Regions from separate parts of the Homo sapiens genome. Here region 2 is linked to region 1. Evidence: read pairs that join two places in POLR2A ChIA-PET (ENCODE). Cell type or tissue: MCF 10A. All regions are shown on one strand. Each heading gives the region's core, and the rest is flanking DNA. Links, peaks and the distances in the headings are about the cores only. Region 1 overlaps RNF145 (ring finger protein 145). Region 2 holds the start of LINC01932 (long intergenic non-protein coding RNA 1932).

What was found. ChIA-PET counts read pairs that join two places held together with the same protein. Peaks named below come from ENCODE experiments on the same cell type or tissue, not always from the same donor. Only the 100,000 strongest peaks of a DNase experiment are listed, where the experiment ranks them.
Region 2: POLR2A ChIA-PET joins it to region 1 with 15 read pairs; 2 of 35 experiments call an interaction of 5 or more read pairs at or near these places.

The regions. Positions count from the first base shown.
Region 1 is chr5:159,162,447-159,165,437 of GRCh38, forward strand. It overlaps RNF145 (ring finger protein 145), which reads right to left. Exons shown (of 11, transcript NM_001199383.2): 9 at 486-633. Among named protein-coding and RNA genes, the nearest start is that of RNF145, 46 kb to the right of the region's middle. In MCF 10A, for the core only: no CTCF peak of the experiment used is centred there; a DNase peak (open chromatin) is centred at 1,125.
Region 2 is chr5:159,221,408-159,239,543 of GRCh38, forward strand. LINC01932 (long intergenic non-protein coding RNA 1932) reads left to right here and starts at 6,308. Exons shown (of 3, transcript NR_134261.1): 1 at 6,308-6,335; 2 at 7,834-7,910. LOC124900203 (small nucleolar RNA SNORA68) reads left to right here and starts at 8,787; the gene lies at 8,787-8,915. In MCF 10A, for the core only: no CTCF peak of the experiment used is centred there; DNase peaks (open chromatin) are centred at 9,464 and 9,964.

The sequences.
Region 1 (2,991 bases), core at 1-2,500:
AGACGGAGTCTCGCTCTGTCGCCCAGGCCGGACTGCGGACTGCAGTGGCGCAATCTCGGCTCACTGCAAGCTCCGCTTCCCGGGTTTACGCCATTCTCCTGCCTCAGCCTCCCGAGTAGCTGGGACTACAGGCGCCCGCCACCGCGCCCGGCTAATTTTTTGTATTTTTAGTAGAGACGGGGTTTCACCTTGTTAGCCAGGATGGTCTCGATCTCCTGACCTCATGATCCACCCGCCTCGGCCTCCCAAAGTGCTGGGATTACAGGCGTGAGCCACCGCGCCCGGCCGGTTTATGTAATATTTTCATAACCTGCCATCTAACTCCTGTGCTCAAATAAATGTAATGTGTTCTAGTAAAGAGAGAGAGAAGTTATCACCTGAATAGTCCACTTATAATCATTCATCTTGAAAAAATTTAATTCCTCCTCTGGGAGGAAAAATAACAAAATTGGTTATTATATAGAGTTAATTAATCATAGGCTTACCTGAAGAGAGGTAAGAATGCTGCTGGAAATAATGATAAGAAGCCAAAAATCCATGTGGAAAAACTGGCAAATCATATAAGCCATATAAGCAGGGAATACCAATAAAAATAAACAAAGGCTTACAGCACGGAAGTGTTTCCACAAGCTCCTGGAGAAAGACAAAATTATTCTTTTTAAGTGCCTGCCACCTAGTAGCACAACCACTCACATCAGCAGCTAACATCTCTGGTGCCATGATCAAATTTCACAAATTCCCACTGAACACCCTTCTCCATGCCAGTCACTGTACTAGAGTTCAGACCAAGTCACACAGGCTTGGCATGTCAAAGCCACCACACTCAGTCAATTGCAAAGTACAGCTGATTTTCTTTTGTTCCTCAATAGTTTGCTTTCAATTGCTACTCCTAGCAATTTCAAATTATTTCAGGCTTTTGTAGCCTTAAACCTTAACAATTTCAATAATTTTTCCTGGTTAAGACAGGGAGGGAGTATTAGAATAATTTGTGGTCTTTTTCAAATCTTATGACACCCTCTTCCCACTGTTTCCACTTGTGATGAGAATCTCTGCTACAGAGAGTGCAGTGTGACTAATAGGAATGACTCTCCAATGAGCAGGTATACTCATCCTCACATCTGTTGTGGTCAGGGTAAGTGGGAGACATGACTGAGAGCAACTGTATTGTAAGATCTACTACCTGGTTTTCCTCCCTCCTCCAGCCCTGATCTATCCAGGACACTGCCAGCCAGACTAATCCTCCTAAAGCTCTACTATCGTAATATTTTCAACACTGTCTCTAAATTTTTGAGCCTGGCATTTGAGGTCCTCCACTCCTAATTTTTCCATCCAAGCTTGTCAAATCTGTTCCTCATAAACCAAGCTGCTTATTAACTAACTGCCCTCTCAGCAAAACACAAGCACTCTTACGTCCCACTAGAAATTCCTCCATCATGCTCTCCATTTCTCTAAACCCTTTAGGCTAGTTCAAGCTAAACAACTTTGGCTTTCAATTGAAATAAAGCTCATGGCTACAAAAAAATTTAAGCTGTTTTAATTAAACATCAACATCTGTGATATGTTCTCAAATCCAAGTAAAGCATCTCAAAGAGACACAAATAACATAAATCATCTCTCCTACCTTTAATTATAATATAGTCAGGAAGTAAAAGTTACCACACACAAGGTCAAATGCTATACAGTGTGGTCCTATTATAATCAGTAATTCAGAGAAGAAAGTTAATTATTATGGTAAAAATTAAAGCTGCATACTTTGGAAAGTGTTTTACATTTTTTCTTGCCAAAAACTAATAATAATAATAATAATAATCAGAAATTAAGGAACAAATGTAAACTTGTCAGTAGCTTTGCTTTGAGATTCAGCAATTTTAACTTTTTAAAGAAAGGCAGTAGCTGTACTGTGTTAGATGATGAATTATAGATCTAATAGGGCAATCTGCCTTAAAACCTTAAATATATTTTTTAAAAATCAAGCCAGCTATGATTTATATGAAATATGTACGTATTTATAAACACACATGCATAGATTTAAGCACACACACAGAAATGTATATACAACAATGTTATGTCAAGAGTTTTACATTTATGCCTAATTTTAATACAGGTGGATATATACACACAAACATATACATAGACACACATATATGTCCTTATCTAAATAGTTAAAATTAAATAAAAGCAAATTTCAAATAAAATATAAAAATAAGGGAAAATTACATTGAAACCTCGTGCAATAGGTTAAGTACTATAAAAATGACAACCCATTTCCTAAAATGTTTGCCTTTTGAAAATTTGCTACATAATTTGAATAAGTAGACCATAGTTCTAATATTCCTTGTTAAAAACTGCAATAAAATTTACAGATAAAATAACCAATTATTTCTATGGCTAAAACTAACTCACACATCCTCCTAAGCTAAACGTGGAAATTACCTACAGTTCAAGCAACTCCAAAGACGTATTTATGAAGATTTTCCCTTTAACAATTATTTCATTAATAGAAAAGTTGTTTCATGAACTATTAGTATCATCTCTTAATTGTCCTCTAACTTGAGAATTAGGACGCTTTTCCTTTCCTTTTTTAATTCCCAGTACACTGAATTGAATTCATCACAATCCTTGATTGACGATGTACTGTCATCATTTGTCTGTGCATGTCCCTCCTTTTATTTAGTCAGTAATCTAATTAACTATTGTCAATAATGTAACAAGCATTTATGAACCCACTTCCCACATACAGGTGAAGGCCTGGAGAATAAACCACATCTAACGACAGGGGCAGGCCTGCCTATATATACCATGTTCTCGCCCCTCTGCCCCACGAAACCACTATCTTGAATCCTGTGTGCTTCATTCTCTTCCCTGCTTCCCTTTTTATAGTTTGGTTTTATCTATATGTATTTCTAAGTATTACAAATTTTAAAATTTTGTTTTTAACATAAAAATAATATCCTGGCCGGGCGCGGTGGCTCACGCCTGTAATCCCAGCAC
Region 2 (18,136 bases), core at 7,932-10,431, 67 kb after region 1:
AGGTGTGAGGCACTGCACCTGGCTGCAAAAACCTTATTTTCAATAAACTTTCCTGCTGACCACTCCTATTAAGGTTCTGGTGCTTTCTTCATAGTGTCTTTACTCAAGTGTTCTCAGCATCAAGCTTCCAATCCACTGACCCTACCAGCTCTTTACATCTTCTCCTTATGTCCTGCCATCTCTCTTCACCCACCATAAGTTCTATGGTGTGTCATTTAAATGTGCCACTTACAAGGATTCTTGGCTCTCTGTCTGCTCTGTACCTGCACCTGAGTGGCTGATATTGCTGGATAAATCACACAACCAATCACAAATCTCAAATCTGAGCCTTCAGGCCCACTCCACAATCCCACTGCATTGTCCTGGTACATTTGTTTCCCACTCCCAGAGGGGCATGCTCTGCTGTCTTCTCAAACCTTCCACACCACCCATCCTCTCTCTTCCACTATTTTCAGCTGAGTGAGTAGCTGAGAAAATCAAAGTGATCCATCAAATCCCTTGTCTATCCACCATGAAATGACCAGAACGTAGCGGTATTTTAGGCCTTCTTTCTTGTACCGTGGTAGAGGTTCCCTGGCTTCAACAAAAGATCAGATTCTCCACTAGCAATCTGAATCTCAGCCTCTTGTTTTTTTCCAGCATTTAGAATCTGAAATAAATCCCTCTTTCTCATACCATCAAGTCCCCTCTCTACTGGGTCATTTCCACTAGCATAGAAACATGATTAGAATGGCGGTTGTTTAAAAAATGTGTCCAAACACGGTGGCTTGCACCTGCAATCCCAACACTTTGGGAGACCAAGGCAGGAAGACCGTGTGAGGCCAACAGTTTGAGACTGGTCTGGGCAACCTTGTAAGGTCCCATCTCTAAAAATTTTTTTAAAATTAGCTAAGCATGGTGGCACACACCTTTAGTGCCAGCTATTGAGAAGGCTGAGGCAGGAGGACTGATTGAGCCCAGGAGTTCAAGGCTGCAGTGAGCTATGATTGTGCCACTACATTCCTGCCTGGGTGACAGAGTGAGACCCTGTCTCTTAAAAAAAAAAAAAAAAATCCCCCCCTTGAATTTTGTGCCTCACAACCTTCACCTCCACTTCACTACAAAAAATATCCTGAAAAGTTGTCTATCGCAACTGCCTCAACTTCCTACCTTTTATTCTCCCCTTAATCCATTCCAATCAGAATTTAACCCCAAATATTTCACTGAGAGTTTTCTAGCAAGATCATGAAAGACTTCCTCACCAAATCCAGTGGTCCCTTGTCAGTACTGATCTTATTCTACCTGTCACCAGCCATTTCAAAGAGTTGACCATCTCCCCACCTCTTTTTGTTTGTTGGTTTGTTTTGTTTGAGATGAAGTTTTGCTCTTGTGGCCCAGGCTGTAGTGTAGTGGCACAATCTTGGCTCACTGCAACCTCCACCTCCCGGGTTCAAGCGATTCTCATGCCTCAGCCTCCCGAGTAGCTAGGATTACAGGCATGCACCACCACGCCTGGCTAATTTTTGTATTTTCAGTAGAGATGGGGTTTCACCATGTTGACCAGGCTGGTCTCAAACTCCTGACCTCACGTGATCCACCTGCCTCAGCCTCCCAAAGTGCTGGGATTACAGGTATAAACCACCACACCTAGCCAATTATCTCCCCCTTTTAAAAACATTTTCTCCTCCTGATTTTTGCATTAGATGCCTAAGGCTGCTGTAACCAATGACTACAAATTGAATGGCTTAAGATAAAAGAAATTTATTCCCTTACAGTTTTGGAGGCTAGAAGTTCAAAATCAAGGTGTCAGCATGGCCTTGTTCCCTCTGAAGTCTTTAGGAAAGAATCTTTCTTGACTATTCCTAGCTTCTGGTCACTCCTGCCAATCCTTGGTGTTCCTTGGCTTGTAGCTGCCTCACTCCAATCTCTGCCTCTGTCATCACATGGCCTTTTTGTAAGGACACCAGTCATTGGATTCAGGACCCACTGTAATCAGTATGACCTCATTTGAACTTATTAGATCTAACTAATCAGGTCTGTAAAGACCCTATTTTCAAATAGGGTTACATTCTGAAATTCCAGATGGGCATGAATTCTGGGGAGAATACTGTTTAACCTGCCAGTTTCGGTGACTGCATGCCTTCCCAGTTTTTCTTCTATCTCATTAGCTGTTCTTTCTCACTCTCATTTGAGGGCTACTTTGTCTTAGCTGTAAATGTTGGAGTGACCCAAGGCTTGGCTCAGGGCCCTTTCGCCTTCTGTAAACACACTGTCTCCTGAGGGGATATCGTCCACTCCCATGGTTTTAAAATTCCACTAATGACTCCCAAATTTGTGTTCCAGCCCTCAGCTGTACCCTTAGCTGTGTCCAAATCCCAGCCTCCTATTGATGATAGTAGTTAACACTTATTGGACACTCCCTATGTACCAGACCCTGTCTTAAGGTCTTTATATGTATTAACTCATTTAATCCTCACAAGAAATTTACAGGGTGAGTACTGTTTTTATCCCCAATTCATAGATGAAGCAACTGAGGCACAAAGAGGTTAAGTAAATTGTTCAAGCCTACATAGGTGGGAGCCAGGTTGAGTCCAGAGTCTGCTCTTTTCACCACCACCTGTTCTGCCTTTCCTCTGGGATCCAGGCTTATATATCCCAACACATACTCAACATCTGCACCCAGATGTCTAATAGGCATGTTGGAGGTGAATTAAATAGAACATTGGACTCCTGCCCGTTACCTCCACCTTAATCTTTCCTTTCCTGGTCCCACATCTCAGCATATGGCACCACCAACCCAGATCTAGAAGTCAAGTTCAAATTTGATTCTCCTGTTTCCCCATTTACCCTAGTCTTCATTCCCGTGCCCAGCCAGTCCATCAGCAAGCCCTACTGGCTTGACCTCAAGCATAGGTCTCTAATCTGTCCACTTCTCTCCATTTTCACTACCATCCTAGTTCATGCTGAGCTATCATTTCATGTTACTGCAATTAAATTCTAGTCTTTTTGCTTTCACTTTTTTGGTCTATCCCTAACCCAGTGGCTAGATACATTTCTGAAAGATAATCAGACCATGACATGGCCCAGTTTCAGAGCCTTCCAGGTGTCCCTTATGTTCAAAATGCATACTCCTGTTCCTTGCCCACAGGGCCCAGCCTGACCTGGCACCTTTGCCTCTCTGCTCTCCTCTCTTACCACACTCCTCCTTAGTTCTCCAGCTTGAGTCACAGGCTTCATTTATGCTTTTCCAGGAACCCCAACCCATGCTTGCATCAGGCCCTCTGCACCTGTTCACTCTCCTGACAAAAATGGTAGCAGAAATGCTCCATCCTCACATCTTCCCTTCATTCAGACCTTGGCTCAGACATCACATGCTCAGACAGGACTTTTCTGAATCACTGCTTTTTTTTTTTTTTTTTTTTTCGAGACAAGGTCTCACTCTGTCACCCAGACTGGAGTGCAGTGGCACCATCTCGGCTCACTGCAACCTCTGCCTCCTGGGTTCAAGGATTCTCCTGCCTCAGCCTACCAAGTATCTGGGATTACAGGTGTGTCCCACCATTCCTGGCTAATTTTTGTATTTTTAGAAAAGAGGGTTTCACCATGTTGTCCAGGCTGGTCTTGAACTCCTGACCTCAGGTGATCCGCCCAACTCAGCCTCCCAAAGTGCTGGGATTACAGGCGTGAGCCACGGCACCCAGCCTAGGACTTTCCTGAATCACTATCTAATGTTGTTCTGTTGTCCCCTGATCACTTTCTCTCACACACTGTCCCATGTTTTTTGTTTGTTTTTCCTTTGAGACTGGGTCTCGCTCTGTCACCCAGCCTGGAGTGCAATGCCACAATCTCAGCTCACTGCAACCTCCACCTCCTGGGTTCGAGCAATTCTCCTGCCTCAGCCCCCCCGAGCAGCTGGGATTACAGGCACCTGCCACCATGCTCGGCTAATTTTTGTATTTTTAGTAGAGATGGGTTTTGCCATGTTGGCCAGGCTGGTCTCGAACTCCTGACCTCAAGTGGTCCACCCACCTCGGCCTCCCAAAGTGCTGGGATTACAGGTGTGAGCTGTTGCGCCCGGCCTGTTTGTATTTTAATAGCCTTTATCACTATTTAAAAATACCTCATTCATGTTTTATTTATTTGGACGGAGAGCTTTTCATTTACATTTTATCCCCAGTGCCTAGAATGGTGTCCAATACAGACTACTCAATATATATTTTTAAAGGGATGAATGAATGAAACTGAGTGTACAGACAAGTGAGGTCAATCATGAGGTTGTTTATGGATCAGTTTTAAGGCATAGTTTGAAAGAGGGGAAGATGTTTTATTATAGTGGAGAAAGGACATTTTTAGCAAAGAAAACAATATATTCAAATAAATGATCTGGTCTTGAATAAGTGACAGATAGAAGCTGATAACTGTATTAATTCAGGTGATATAGAAAGTTGGTGACTACAAGAATAAAATTAGCTTATGAGAGCAGGGAGTTATCACTTAGATATTGAATGTCAAACTAAGGAGTTTAAATTCATTAATGACTTCAGCAAATCTTTATTGATTTTCTTTTGGATGCAGATACTGTTCTAGGTACTTTTTGTACAATAATGAACAAGCAAGGTATAATCCCTGTCCTCATGGTATTTACAGTCTAGTGGAAAACTGACATCAAATACTATTCCATAAGCATTTATACAAATGGTCAAAGTGTGTGCTGAGTTAATATTTTGGAAAATTACTCATTGTGTGTTTTGTTCCCAGCATTACTTGTTCTCCTTTGGCTCTTACCCATTCAATCAGCTCAGTATTCTGCATGTAATGATGCAGAAGATAGATGAATTGCAGAATCCAATATATAACTAACAAAAACCTTATCCTAGCTCTTGAGTTCCAAAATTCCAGTTTTCAGTAGGCATAGAATATAACTTCTGTCATGAATAGTGATTTGAGAAGATACTCACTGAATCAGAGCAAGGCTATTCTGGCCCAGAGACTGGCAACTTTTCCCCAGGATAGAGGAGAGTCAGAGGGAAGTGATTAGAACTTAGGTGGTGTTGGGTCTTTGCAAAATGGAGCCTCCACCCCATCTCATTTCCCAGGCCAACCTCCAGGGGATGACAAATTCAAGATTAGTTTGGACTTCATAAGAGCAAAAGAGACTGGTGCTCACATTCTCCAGGCCCAGCCCAGCAAGTTGACCAACACTGAGTAGAAATGGCTTTGTAGAAGCCTTTGCACTTGGACTTTGAAACCTCACAGATTCCACCTGTGCTTCTCTTTGGTGCAGAAGAGCAAAGTGATCTCTAGGCACACAGGAGCAGTGCTCCAATGAAGCACAGCATTGTTTTTCTGACAGCAAATCTGTCATTTTCCAAGGACCACCAATTCTCCAATTCTTTGATACCAACTGGGTGTCCAATAATTCAATTCAACTCTGACACCAATTACCTGGAGTCAGTGCAGACCCCACAAGTTATGGGTTCAGTTGCATAACAATGCCTCCACTTCACATGTTAGCCGGATATGGGGCTCCAAGCTAACTGAACCTCTGCTCAATCAACTACAAATTTGGGGATTCCCATGACCCTCCCTGTATTAGTTCATTTCCACGCTGCTGATAAAGACATATCATGCTGATAAAGAACAGCATGGAAAAGAACTGAGCCCCTGATTCAATTACCTCCCACCACGTTCCTCCCACAACACATGGCAATTCAAGATGAGATTTGGGTGGGGACACAGCCAAACCATATCACTCCCCACCCTCCACCAGGTTTGATAATTCGCTAGAAAGACTCACAGGACACAGGAAAGCACTATACTTACCACTGCAGTTTTATTATAAAGAATACGATTCAGAAACAGCCAAATGGAAGAGATGCATAGAGCTAGCAAGGGAGTGGAAGGTGGACAGAAAGCCCATGCCCTCTCTGGGCATCCACCCACCCAGCACATCAATATGTTCACAAACTCAGAACATCCCTAAACGTTGTTGTTCAAGAGATTTTACTGAAATTTCATTATGTAGGTGTGATTGGCCATTGGTGATTGAACTCAATCTCCAGACCCTCTTCCCCTCTCCACAGTTAGGGGTTAGGGGATGGGGCTGAAAGTCGCCTGGTGATCAGCTCTATTCTGAAGCTCTCTAGAGGTTAAGAATTCTCTCATTAGCATGTGGTCAGGTATGATTCAAAGAGGCATGTTATGAATTACAAAAGAGTCCTATTAGGAAATTCTAAAGGTTTAGAAACCCTTGTTCCCCGCGTAACTACTCCACCCAAGGCAAGTCTCAAGCTGTCCAACTTGATGTCACTGAGTTCACCTGGAACCCAGATGAAATATCAGGAGGAAAGGGAAGGGTGAGTACTGACTCTATATCATTTTCAATTCCTGTTGAATAAGGGTTCAAATTGTAAATTAAAGCCTACTCTTCCTTTCCCTCCCTCCCTCCCTTCTTTCCTCTCTCCCTCCCTTGCTTCTTCTCTCCCTTCCTTCTTTCTTTCTTTCTTTCTTTCTTTCTTTCTTTCTTTCTTTCTTTCTTTCTTTCTTTCTTTCTTTCTTTTTCTTTCTTTTTCTTTCTTTCTTTCTCTTTTTTTTTCTTTTTTGAGATAGAGTCTTGCCCTGTCACCCAGGCTGGAGTGCGATGGCATGATCTCAGCTCACAGCAACCTCCACCTCCCAGGTTCAAGCAATTCCCTGCCTCAGCCTCCCGAGTAGCTGGGACTACAGGTGCACGCCACCACATCTGGCTAATTTTTTGTATTTTAGTAGAGATGGGGTTTCACCATGTTGGCCAGGATGATCTCCATCTCCTGACCTCGTGATCCACCCGCCTAGGCCTCCCAAAGTGCTGGGATTACAGGCATGAGTCACCACACCCAGCCTCTCTTTCTTTCTTTTGTTCACAAAGTCAACAGTGGCTGAGTGCCCATGTGTTTCACGGTGCTTGTCTAGTATATTTTTAAAAGGTGGCACCAGGGCGCTTCTGCTAAAATGGGTCTGTTGTTCATGGAGGAGCTGGGAGTAATGGCTCTGGAAGTGTGGGGAGACCAACAGCTGACAGGGATCAGCCCTTTCAGTCCAAGTGGGACACTGCTGCCTACATTATCTTCCTCACCTTCGTCAGCACCCTGTTGTTCTTGCTGTTGCTCATTATCATCCACTGTTGCTGCAGCTGCTGCTGCAACTCCCAGAAAGTGAGCCCCCAGAACAAAAAATTCCAGTAGGGTAGGTAACTTGGCCCTTGTACCTTAACACCATGAGTCCCTGCCAGCCCCTTCCTGTATGTCTTGCCTTGTAGCAAGTAACAATCCCATGCCTTGTGTTTACCTAGAAAAATTAATTAAATTAATGGTGAGTCACATATTTAGAAAATAAGAGTTTTTGCAGACCTGCGTTTGTAGATTGAGATCCATTCCTGTCATTAAGACTGATCTTGCCATTGTAAATAGAGATATACAAAACTACAAAGAGATTTGTGGAATCCCAACTGGATTCTATTTAAATATCAATAAGAGCTGAGCCTGGCCTGCTCAGAAGAATAAGAAGATAATTTAGAATAAAATAAAGCCATTGAAAGAGTAAATCAATCCAATCTCAAAGTGAAAGAACCTAGGAGAGGGGTTACAGACCCAGATTTCACTAGAATTAGGGACGTGAACATGGGACCCTTTCTGGCTATGAAATTCCTGTAACTAGGCCTCGTAACTGGGCCTCAGTATGTTGGGAGAACACAAAACCCTGAGTCCCAGCCAAATCCAGAGTCAATTTGTATCCTCAGTGACCTCCTCCTGAAAAATAAGACCAAATGTTTGGTGTGGTATAACTGTCTGCTTCATCTGCCCATTTTAATTCTAGGAGGATCTGTAATTGAAAATAAAAGAGTGAATTATGAAAACTGATTAAGCCAAACCCATCGTATTCATATATTCATGGTAAGTTGAGAAACACCTTGTGCACTTGCTATTTAGAATACGTGTAATTATTTGGAGAATTTATTAATAGCAGATGAGCGAATCAAACAGAATTGCTTTATAATTTAATGTATAATATTTAATTGAATAATTGATTAACTTCTGACTTTAAGTTCAATGTATAAGAAAACTTTACTAAATTTAAAGATACTATTGGAACATTCAGAAGAACCTAATATTCACCATATTTATGTTTCATATGTTAGAGTTACTTAAATTATTTTTGTTACACAGTTGAATGACTTAAAATGAAAACAAGTACATTAAATGTATGAATGTAATTTTTTGATGTTTAAGAATTAAAATTGTCCAGCGTGGTGGCTCACACCTGTAATCCCAGTACTTTGGAAGGCCAGGGCGGGCGGATCACCAAGTCAAGAGTTCGAGACCAGCCTGGCCAATATGGTGAAACCCCATCTCTACTACAAATACAAAAATTAGCTGGGTGGTGGTGCGTGCCTGTAGTCGCAGCTACTTGGGTGGCTGAGGCAGAAGAATCGTTTGAACCCAGGAGGCGGAGGTTGCAGTTGCAGTGAGCCGAGATCGTGCCACTGCGCTCCAGCCTGGGCAAAAGAGCGAGACTCCGTCTCAAAAAAAAAAAAAAAAAAAAAGAATTAAAATTAAGTTTGTAAATGGGCTCACACATTAATCAAAGGCCCCCTTAAAAGTGACTGTTAAAGTCTTATTTATTCATTAATAGAACAATGTGATTTTTATTTTGAATTTTAAAGCTTAAGGACAAATAGTCTTTTGATCTTATAACCTTAAATGGAATATTAATTTCTAAAAACCAAACTCATCATAAATAATCTTTTCTGGTCATAAAAACTGCCATCACTCATACCTAAACCCAAGAATCACTTTCTTATAGTGATGATTTAAACAGATGCAAACAGCGAGCACATCTTGTCACCTTTGCGGGACTGTGGCTGTGCCCCTCGCAGTAAATTTGGAGGTTCTACATCCCTGGTGAAAAACAAAACAAAACAAAAAAAAAGCCTGCCATCATTGACACCAAAACACTCATAATGACAGTACCCACTGTAATGCTTAGAAGTGAAAAAATAACATGCCATGAAAGAGACTAATTGAAGGGGCTTAATTTAGATCAGGGGTTCAAAGATCTCTCTGGAAAGTGCCTTGTGAGCAGAGACTTCAGAAAGAAAGTTTAACCAAAGGAAAATCAAAAAGAAGAGTGGTCCAGGTGGGATCCTAGAGAGAGCTTAGTATGACAGAGGAATTGAAGGAAGTTGGGAAGTTCAGAGAAGCTGGAACCAAGTAAGTCAGAGGGAGAGTGGCATGGATGGGACAGGAGAGGAAGCTGCAGTCAGATCATGCAGGCCTTTGGAGACCGGGTTAAACCATATGTTATATAAACACAAATATACAAATCCCTAAATGTAATGGAAAACCTCTGAGGATTTTAAGCAGAGGTCGGGGTGCTGAGTATGGTTGAATAGCCTGCGTACTGCACAACTCCATGTTGCACCAGTGGCATAGTTCCTGGTGTGATGCAATATTGCCTCTGGGCAGGTAACACAATCAAATTAGTGTTAAACAATTACTCTGGTTGCTGTAGGGAGAAGAACTGTAGAGGTAAGAGTGGAACCAAGGAGATCATTTAACTAGCTAATGCAGACTCCAATCAAGTAGCCTAACACAGTATTTGTGGTGATAGGGAAAAGTGGACAGACTGTTTTTTTTTTTCTATTTCCATGGCAGACAGTAGAAGTCTGGGTAGATTTCTGAATCTGAAAATAACCTATCTTAAATGGTGCTTGAGAAAAATTAATCGTCCATCCAGAAATGTGCTAGAGCTGATATACAGCAGCTTGTATTGGTTCAGTAGAGACAATGGGGTCCACCTTTCCCCAACTCCTCATTCAGTGACATCAAGTTGATAGCTTGAAATCTGCCTTGGTGGGAGTATTTATACCATGGAGATTAGCAAACACTACCAATAGAGCTTCTTTCCCCAGAGAGCTGATTGTGAAACATTTACCAGCACACCAGTGCTTCCAGTGCTTTTCGCTATCTCAACACTGGAATACTATTTAAAGAATCACTGCATATAATATGATATGATGTCAAAGAACATTCATATGGTTCTTACGAAACCTTAAGAAAGGAATGGTTATGAGAGACACTGGGAAGAAAATATCTGTAAGACTGGGTGGTGCTTTGCAAATGGTGGTAATGGGAAGAGGGGGAGCAGATTGTATCTTCTTCCATGGAATAGGAATCATTTCAAAGCATATATCTTTGATGAAGATTACAGAGAGAACATTTCACAGTTTGGTTCCCTGTCCTCTGTATTTTAAATGTCCCTGCTTCTGCTGTCAAGGATTTCAAGTGCCTTTTAAAAATTCCATATTGTGGTAGCTCTGAGTTCTGAATTCTATCACTATTTACTGGTGCAGTTAAATGAATAAAATAATAATTGAATACCAGACTCTCAGTCACTGTCTTGCAGAAACAGAAGCTCTGCAGAGAGCTGGAGAAGAGCATGCTTCAAAACTGAAAAATGTCTTCCACTTTGTAAATTTGTAGCATCAAGGCAGTGGTGTTGAAGACCAACCTGAGCCTTCCATATATATGTGAAGGTTCACATAAGGGTTTCTAAAGGGTACCAGGAAAGGAAGTGGAGGGAGACCCTAAGGGCATGCTCCAAATATTATTTTTCCCATGAAAATAAGTGTTCTGCAGAATTTAAAGCTTATATCACAACATGATGTAAACACCTTTCTCATCAATATTGTGACAAGTATTTTCCTAGATCCCGGAGATATGAAAATGAATAATGTAGTGTTTCCTCGGATCTCAGTGAATAAAAAAGTGAATAAGACTACTTCATTTGGCACACAGTAATTGAGAGAGACAAAATCATGAACAGATTAATTAGAGTACGATGTGGCCAATGCAGAAATTTAGTATTTAGAAGATACCATGGAAGCCCAACGAAGGGCATGTGACTCAGCCTTGGGTGAGCAGGGGCAGCTTCCTGGGGGAAGCGATATTTAAGTTGAATCTTAAAGAGTAGGGGTAAACCAGATACAGTGTGTGTATGGAGTAGAGGGAATTCCAGGCAGAGGGAAGAGCATGAGAAAAGACACAGAAATGAGAAACAACAGGTGATTTGGCCTTAGAGGCTTGGCTGAAGGGAAGATGGGGATAAGGAGAGGAGGGTGGAGGCCTCCAGGTTTTCAGTGGAGTACCAAGGAGTAGGGCAATTTGAGTGGACCATGCTGGGTGTAGGCAAAAAGGGGGTAGACTGTCTGTTGAGTATTAGAAAACAATAATAAAACTGACTATATTGCCAGTGATTCTAAACAATGATAACACGCTCCTCTCTATCAAGGTGGCTACCCCCTGGGTACACCACTGCATGTTTTTCCTGAAGGTCTGGGGCAAGGAAGTGATGCAGTCAGACTCCTGAGCTGTGCAGATCTGGAGATGCCAGCCTCAATAATATCTAAGTGAGAGAACATTTTCTCGCATCCCCCTCCCCATCCTAGACAGATAGAGAGTGCCTCTACTAAACATCCTCAAAGCACTGAGCATTTTTCCATAATAGCCGAGCAGTTTGTAATTATATCCACCACTGAAGAGAAAGAATGCAAGAGAAAAATACAGGTTTTCGGAAGATATATAGAGTTTGGGACAAGTTTAGTTTTATTGGCTTGTGGGAGATCAAGGACAGATACACAGCAACAGGACATGGATTTTGGACTAAAGCTGTAGGTTCAGAGTCATTAGCATAGAAGTGGTGGTTAAATCCTTGGGAGTGGATGAGGTAACCTGGGAAAAACTGAGAAAGACAGTGGGCCAAAAGTGGAATGCTAGAAGCTGAATATTCTATGGACAGATGATGGAACAAATATCCAAAAGAAAAGACAATGAAGAAATGCTCAGAGGCCTAAGAAGAATCTGGACAACACAAAATTGTGGCAAGATTTTCCAGGACCAAAGGAAGAGAAAGAACTGGAGATAATGCAGAAAACTAAAATATCAGTAAGTGTCTGTGAGAAAGAAGTCAAACCCATGGCATATGTGTTGGAAGGAAGTTGGTGAGAAAATGGGGAAGCAATGGCGGAAACCTTGGAAAAATCTGGGAATGACAGAATCCCATCTAGGATTCTCCAGAGGGACAAAACTAATAGGAAATATGTCTATGTGAAAGGGAGTTTATTAAGAAGAATTGACTCACACAATCACAGGTAAAGTCCCACGATAGGCAGTCTGCCAGTTGAGGAGCAAGGAAATCAGTAGTGGATCAGTCCGAGTCCCCAAACCTCAAAAGTAGGGAAGCCAACAGTGCAGCTTCAGTCTGTGACCAAAGGCTCGAGAGCCCCTTGGCAAACCACTATTGTAAGTCCAAGAGCCGAAGAACTTGGAGTCTGATGTTCGAGGGCAGGAAGCATCCAGCACCGGAGAAAGATGAAAGCTGGAAGGCTCAGCAAGTCGGCTTCTCCCACCACCTTCTGCCTGCTTTATTCTAGCCAAGTTCGCAGATGATTGGGTGGTGCTCACCCACATTGAGGGTAGGTCTGCCCACTGGGAAGATTTCCCTTTGCCACTGTCCTTCAGGGATGTCCTAGAAAGAGACTATAGTGCTGCACCTGTCCACTTTTGGGTGGTACCTGCATATCGTGCAGAACCACCCGTAAACCAGGCCCTAGTCCTCTCTTCCTGTGTAGACTGATCGTAAGGAATTCCCCATGAGGCCATCGGTGCAGGCTTGGGGAGAGAAGACAGGGTGGCAGGAGTGGAGATCATGGGCATTTGAGCCATTTCCTTATGTAACTTACTTGTGCCTTCTAAGCAGCTCAGGTCGCATGGTGACTTGATGACCCATAATCAAGCCTTCAGTTTCTACCAAAGCCCAGTAACAAGCCAAGAGCTGTGTCTCAAAAGGAGAGTAGGTATCTGCAGAAGATGGCAGGGCCTTGCTCCAAAATCCTAGAGGTCTCTGCTGTGATTCACCTATGGGGGCTGGCCGAAGGCTTCGAACAGCATCCCATCTGCTACTGACACCTCAAGCACTGCTGGATCTGCTGGGTCATATGGCCCAAGTGACAGAGCAGCTTGCACAGCAGCCTGGACCTGTTGCAGAGCATTTTCCTGTTCTGGACCCCACTCAAAACTGACAACCTTTTGAATCATTTGATAAATGGGCTGGAGTAACATACCCAAATAAGGAATGTGTTGCCCCCAAAATCCAAATAGGCCAACTAGGTATTGTGCCTCTTTCTTGGTTGTAGGAGGGACCAAATGAGGTAATTTATTGTTCACCTTAGAAGAAATATCTCAATAGGCCCCACACCACTGGACTCCTAGAAATTTCACTGATGTAGAAGGTCTCTGAATTTTAGCCGAATTTATTTCCCATCCCCTGGCATGCAAATGTCTCACCAATAAGTCCACTGTGTTTGCTACTTCTCACTCACTGGGTCCAATCCGCATAATGTCATCAGTAGAATAGACCAGTGTGATATCTTGTGGAAGAGAAAAGTGATCAAGATCTCTGTGAACAAAATTATGACACAAAGCTGGAGACTTGATATACCCCTGAGGCAGGACAGTGAAGGTATATTGCTGACTTTGCAAGCTGAAGGCAAATTGCTTTTGGTGGGCCTTATGGACAGGAATGGAGAAAAAGGCATTTGTCGAATCAATGGCTGTATACCAGGTACAAGGATATATGTTAATTTGCTCAAGCAATGAAACCACATCTGGTACAGCAGCTGCAGTTGGGGTCACCACTTGGTTAAGCTTACAGTAATCCACTGTCATTCTCCAAGATCCATCTGTCTTTTGCACAGGCCAAATAGGAAAGTTGAATGGGGATATGGTGGGAATCACCACCCCTGCATCTTTCAAGTCCTTGATGGTGGCACTAATCTCTGCAATCCCTCCAGGGTTGTGATATTGTTTTTGACTTACTATTTTTCTAGGTAGAGGCAGCTCTAATGCCTTCCATTTGGCCTTTTCCACCATGATAGGCCTCACCCTACCAGTCAGGGAGCCAATGTAGGGATTCTGCCAGCTGCTAAGTATGTCTATGCCAATTATGCATTCTGGCACTGGGGAAATGACCACACAATGAGTCTGGGGACCCACTGGACCCACTGTAAGTCGGACCAGAGCTAAAACTTCATTAATTACCTTATCTCCACAAGCCCCATAAGATCCGTATTTTAGCTAACCAAGCTTTAACTGGAGGACCACAATGATGTTTTGGGTCCTCTGAAATCAATATCAGCTCAGAGCCAGTGGCCAGAATCCCCGAAAGTTCTGATCATTCCCCTTTCCCCAGTGCACAGCTACCCTGGTAAAAGGCCAGAGGTCTCCTTAGGGAAGGATGGGAAAAAGATTAACTGCATAAATTGTTGGTAGTATAGTGAGGTTCTTCCTCAAGGAGAACCGGCGTCCCTTTCATTCAAGGATTTCTGGGTCTGTAAACTGGTTCATGTCTGGAAATGATTGACAGGCCGTAATTCTCTATTTTTATAATTCAAATTAGTCTTTTGTCCATTCAGCCTGAAAGTTTTCTGCTTATATAAATTAAGTAAGCATGCAGTAGGCTTCCTATCAATTTCACTTCTAGGAACACTGTGATTAATTAGCCAAAGCCAGAGCTCTACATAAATCATGCTATTCTGATTGCTACTTTGCCTTTGCTGTCCATTATAGTAACTACATCCACCTTGCCTTTCATGGTTGAGTGCCTCAACTTGGCCCCTGCCACCTTGGGATCCAATTATTTCCATTGCATTTAACATTTCTAATTGAGTGACTGCAGTTCCCACTGTAAGATCTGGCATACAAAGATAAGCAATCACAAAACTCTTCAAGGATGTAAATGCTCCCTTCACAAATCTATTTCGCAAAGTATTGGTGAAGGGTATATCTTCTGGACCCTCCCAGCTGGGATGAGTAGGTCTAAAATGACTAATCCACTCCAACATTCCAATCTCCCTAAGCTTTTGGATCCCTTCCTCTACATTAAACCAAGGGAGATCAGGCATTTCCAGCCTACTCATAGTAGGCCATATTTTATTTTATTTTATTTTATTTTTTTGAGACAGAGTCTCACTGTGTCACCCAGGCTGGAATGCAGTGGCACGATCTCAGCTCACTGCACCCTCCACCTCCTGGGTCTAAGCAATTCTCCTGCCTCAGCCTCCTGAGTAGCTGGGATTACAGGAGTGTGCCGCCAAGCCGGGCTAATTTTTGTATTTTTAGTAGAGACTGGGTTTTGCCATGTTGGCCAGGCTGGTCTCAAACTCCTGACCTCAAGTGATCTGCCCGCCTTGGTCTCCCAAAGTGCTGGGATTACAGGCATGAGCCACCACGCCCAGCCAAGTAGGCCATCTTTTGATCCATGTTTCAGCTAACCAAGCAAATAAATTATTAGAACCTTTTTTTAACTCCCTGATCTGCAACATTAAATGCAGAATCCCTGCTTAGTGGGTCCATATCAGTAAATTCAGCCTGATCCAACTTTATGTTCTTTCCACCATTATCCCATGCCCTTAAAGTCCATCCCGATACCTGTTCTCCAGATTTCTGCTTTATAAGTTAGAAAACTCTGTTCTTTTGGAGTGTAGCGCACCTCCTCATTGGTCACACTCTGAACCTTACATCTAGAGCCTGCTGGAACTTGAGTCTAGTTATAGGTCTGGAAGCAAACAGGGGTGTTAGGGGTGGGTCCTGAGGAGAATCAGCATTCTCTTACCTGGCAACTTCCTCAGGGGAGGCCATCACTGTTGCCTCAGGCAGTGCAGGGTTAATCTCCTCAGACAAAGGTGGAAAGGCTGATGGCAGCATGGGTGGTGGGGGGAGATGTTGCTACTGCTGCAGATGGGAAGGCTGTTTCCTCTGGCAAAAAAGGCTCATCAGAATTTAGAAGCTCAGTGTCCCAAGCCTCATCAGGGACCTCCTATACATCCCCATTCCTAATTGCAGGGTCCCATTCTTTTCCAATCAATGCCCTCACTTTAACAGTAGACACCTGGCAAGGGTGTGCATTCACCTTTTATTGCAAGTCAGCCACTCACATGATAAGAGCTTGTGTCTGTTTTTCCACAATTTCAGCTCTTTCTATACAGGAGATAAAACTCTCTGTTAGGGCAGTCTTAGAAGATTTGGGGCTCAGTATCTGCTTCTGGAGCCAGGAGTTAGAATCCCTGAGTTCATCGTTTTCTTTCATCACTTTGTCCAGCAAACTTAGGAGCAACCAAACAACTTTATGACATTCCTTGATTCTCCACATATGGTCAAAGGTATTATGTATAGAGTCACTAAACTCCTTGCCTCTGCAGAGCAGTGAATCAGGAGTATCAAATGCATTTATTTTGCATAACTTTCTAAACAGTTCACACCAAGGACTATCAGTGTTTTCCATAGTATTCAAAGCAGAGGTCTTAGCATTTTTGGGTCTAATCAGATTGAGCAGCCAATTCCAGAAACCCTGAAACCAACTAAAGAACTCTATCCTTAAAATTCTTGAACCACTCCAGGAACAAAATCTGTATTAGTCAGGGTTCTCTAGAGGGACAGAACTAATAGGATATATGTAAATATGAAAGGCAGTTTATTAAGAAGAATTGACTCACGCGATCACAAGGTAAAGTCCCACGATAGGCCGTCTGCAAGTTGAGGAGCAAGGAAGCCAGTAGTGGATCAGCCCGAGACCCAAAACCTCAAAAGTAGGGAAGCCAACAGTGCAGCCTTCAGTCTGTGGCCAAAGGCCAGAGATCCCCTCGGCAAACTGCTAGTGTAAATCCAAGAGTCCTAAAGCCAAAGAACTTGGAGTCTGATGTTCAAGGTCAGGAAGCATCCAGCACTGGAGAAAAATGAAGGCAAGTCAGGTTCTCCCACCTTCTTCCGCCTGCTTTATTCTAGCCAAGTTGGCAGTTGATTAGATGGTGCTCACCCACATTGAGGGTGGGTCTGCCTTTCCCAGTCCATTGAGTCAAATGTTAATCGCCTTTGGCAATACACTCACAGACACCCAGAAAGAATACTTTGCATCCTTCAATCCAATCAATTTGACAATATTAACCATCTGATGGTGTAAGTGGATCTATGGGCCCCTGCCTAAGTCACATATTGAGCCCTGCAGGTGACAAGACCCCAGAGTTTTCCCACAGCACAGTGTGGTGAGGAATACGGTAGTCATGGCCCAGTGTGGCTGAGGGGCCTAGTGAGTGTTTCCCTTCCCTCAAAAACAGAATTGGCCCAGCAAAGAGACTCACCAGACTAGAAAAGACAGGGACTTGTGTTGACAGATGGGATCATGCAGATCTTAAGGTCAGCTAGGATGATGGCCATCTTAAAAGATACCGTTGTCCTAAGACCTCTGGCCCGGATGCATTCTACATGAACCTCATTAACTAAGCCTCTGCCCACACCTACCTCCTCTTGAATGTTATCTCAAGCAGAAAACTTAGTTGCCTGAGGCCAAGTGTCTGCCACTGGGAGGACAATAACAACAAATAAAAATGAAGATAGAGAAAAATAAAGTAATATTTCTTGTGTACTTCAGTTTGCAAACTGGAACCCATATGCTAATTGTAGAAAAATGACTTTATAAATCCTGGACTCATTGAATCCTTTCTCTGTATGCTGTTGATGCTGCATTCAAAGAAGTACAATCCCAACAGCTAAAAATGATAAAACATGAAATTCTGAGCTTTCATGTGCATTACTTGGAAATTGTTTAAAAGGATCCCATTTGTAACCCCGAGAATACTCTTCCTATGCTCTCTTCTCTCTTCCACAATTCTCTCACACCCTGTATTGCTTTAGAGCCTCTCATTCACAACTCTACCTCCCCAAACCTTTTTCTCCTACAGTTCACACTATATTTTGCTTCCTAAATTCATGAATCTGGCTGGGCACGCTGTCCTGTATTCCTAATACTTTGGGAAGTTGAGGCAAGAGGATCCCTTGAGGCCGGGAGTTCTAGACTAGCCTGGCCAACATAGCAAGACCCCACCACTACAAAAAAAATTAGCCAGGCATGATGAGGCACCACTACAGTCCTAGCCACTTGGAAGGCTGAGGTGAGAGGATCATTTGAGCACAGGAGTTCAAAGCTGCAGTGAGCTAAGAAGGTGCCACTGCATGGGTGATAGAGCAAGACCCCATCTCTTATAAACAAACAAACAAACAATTTTTTT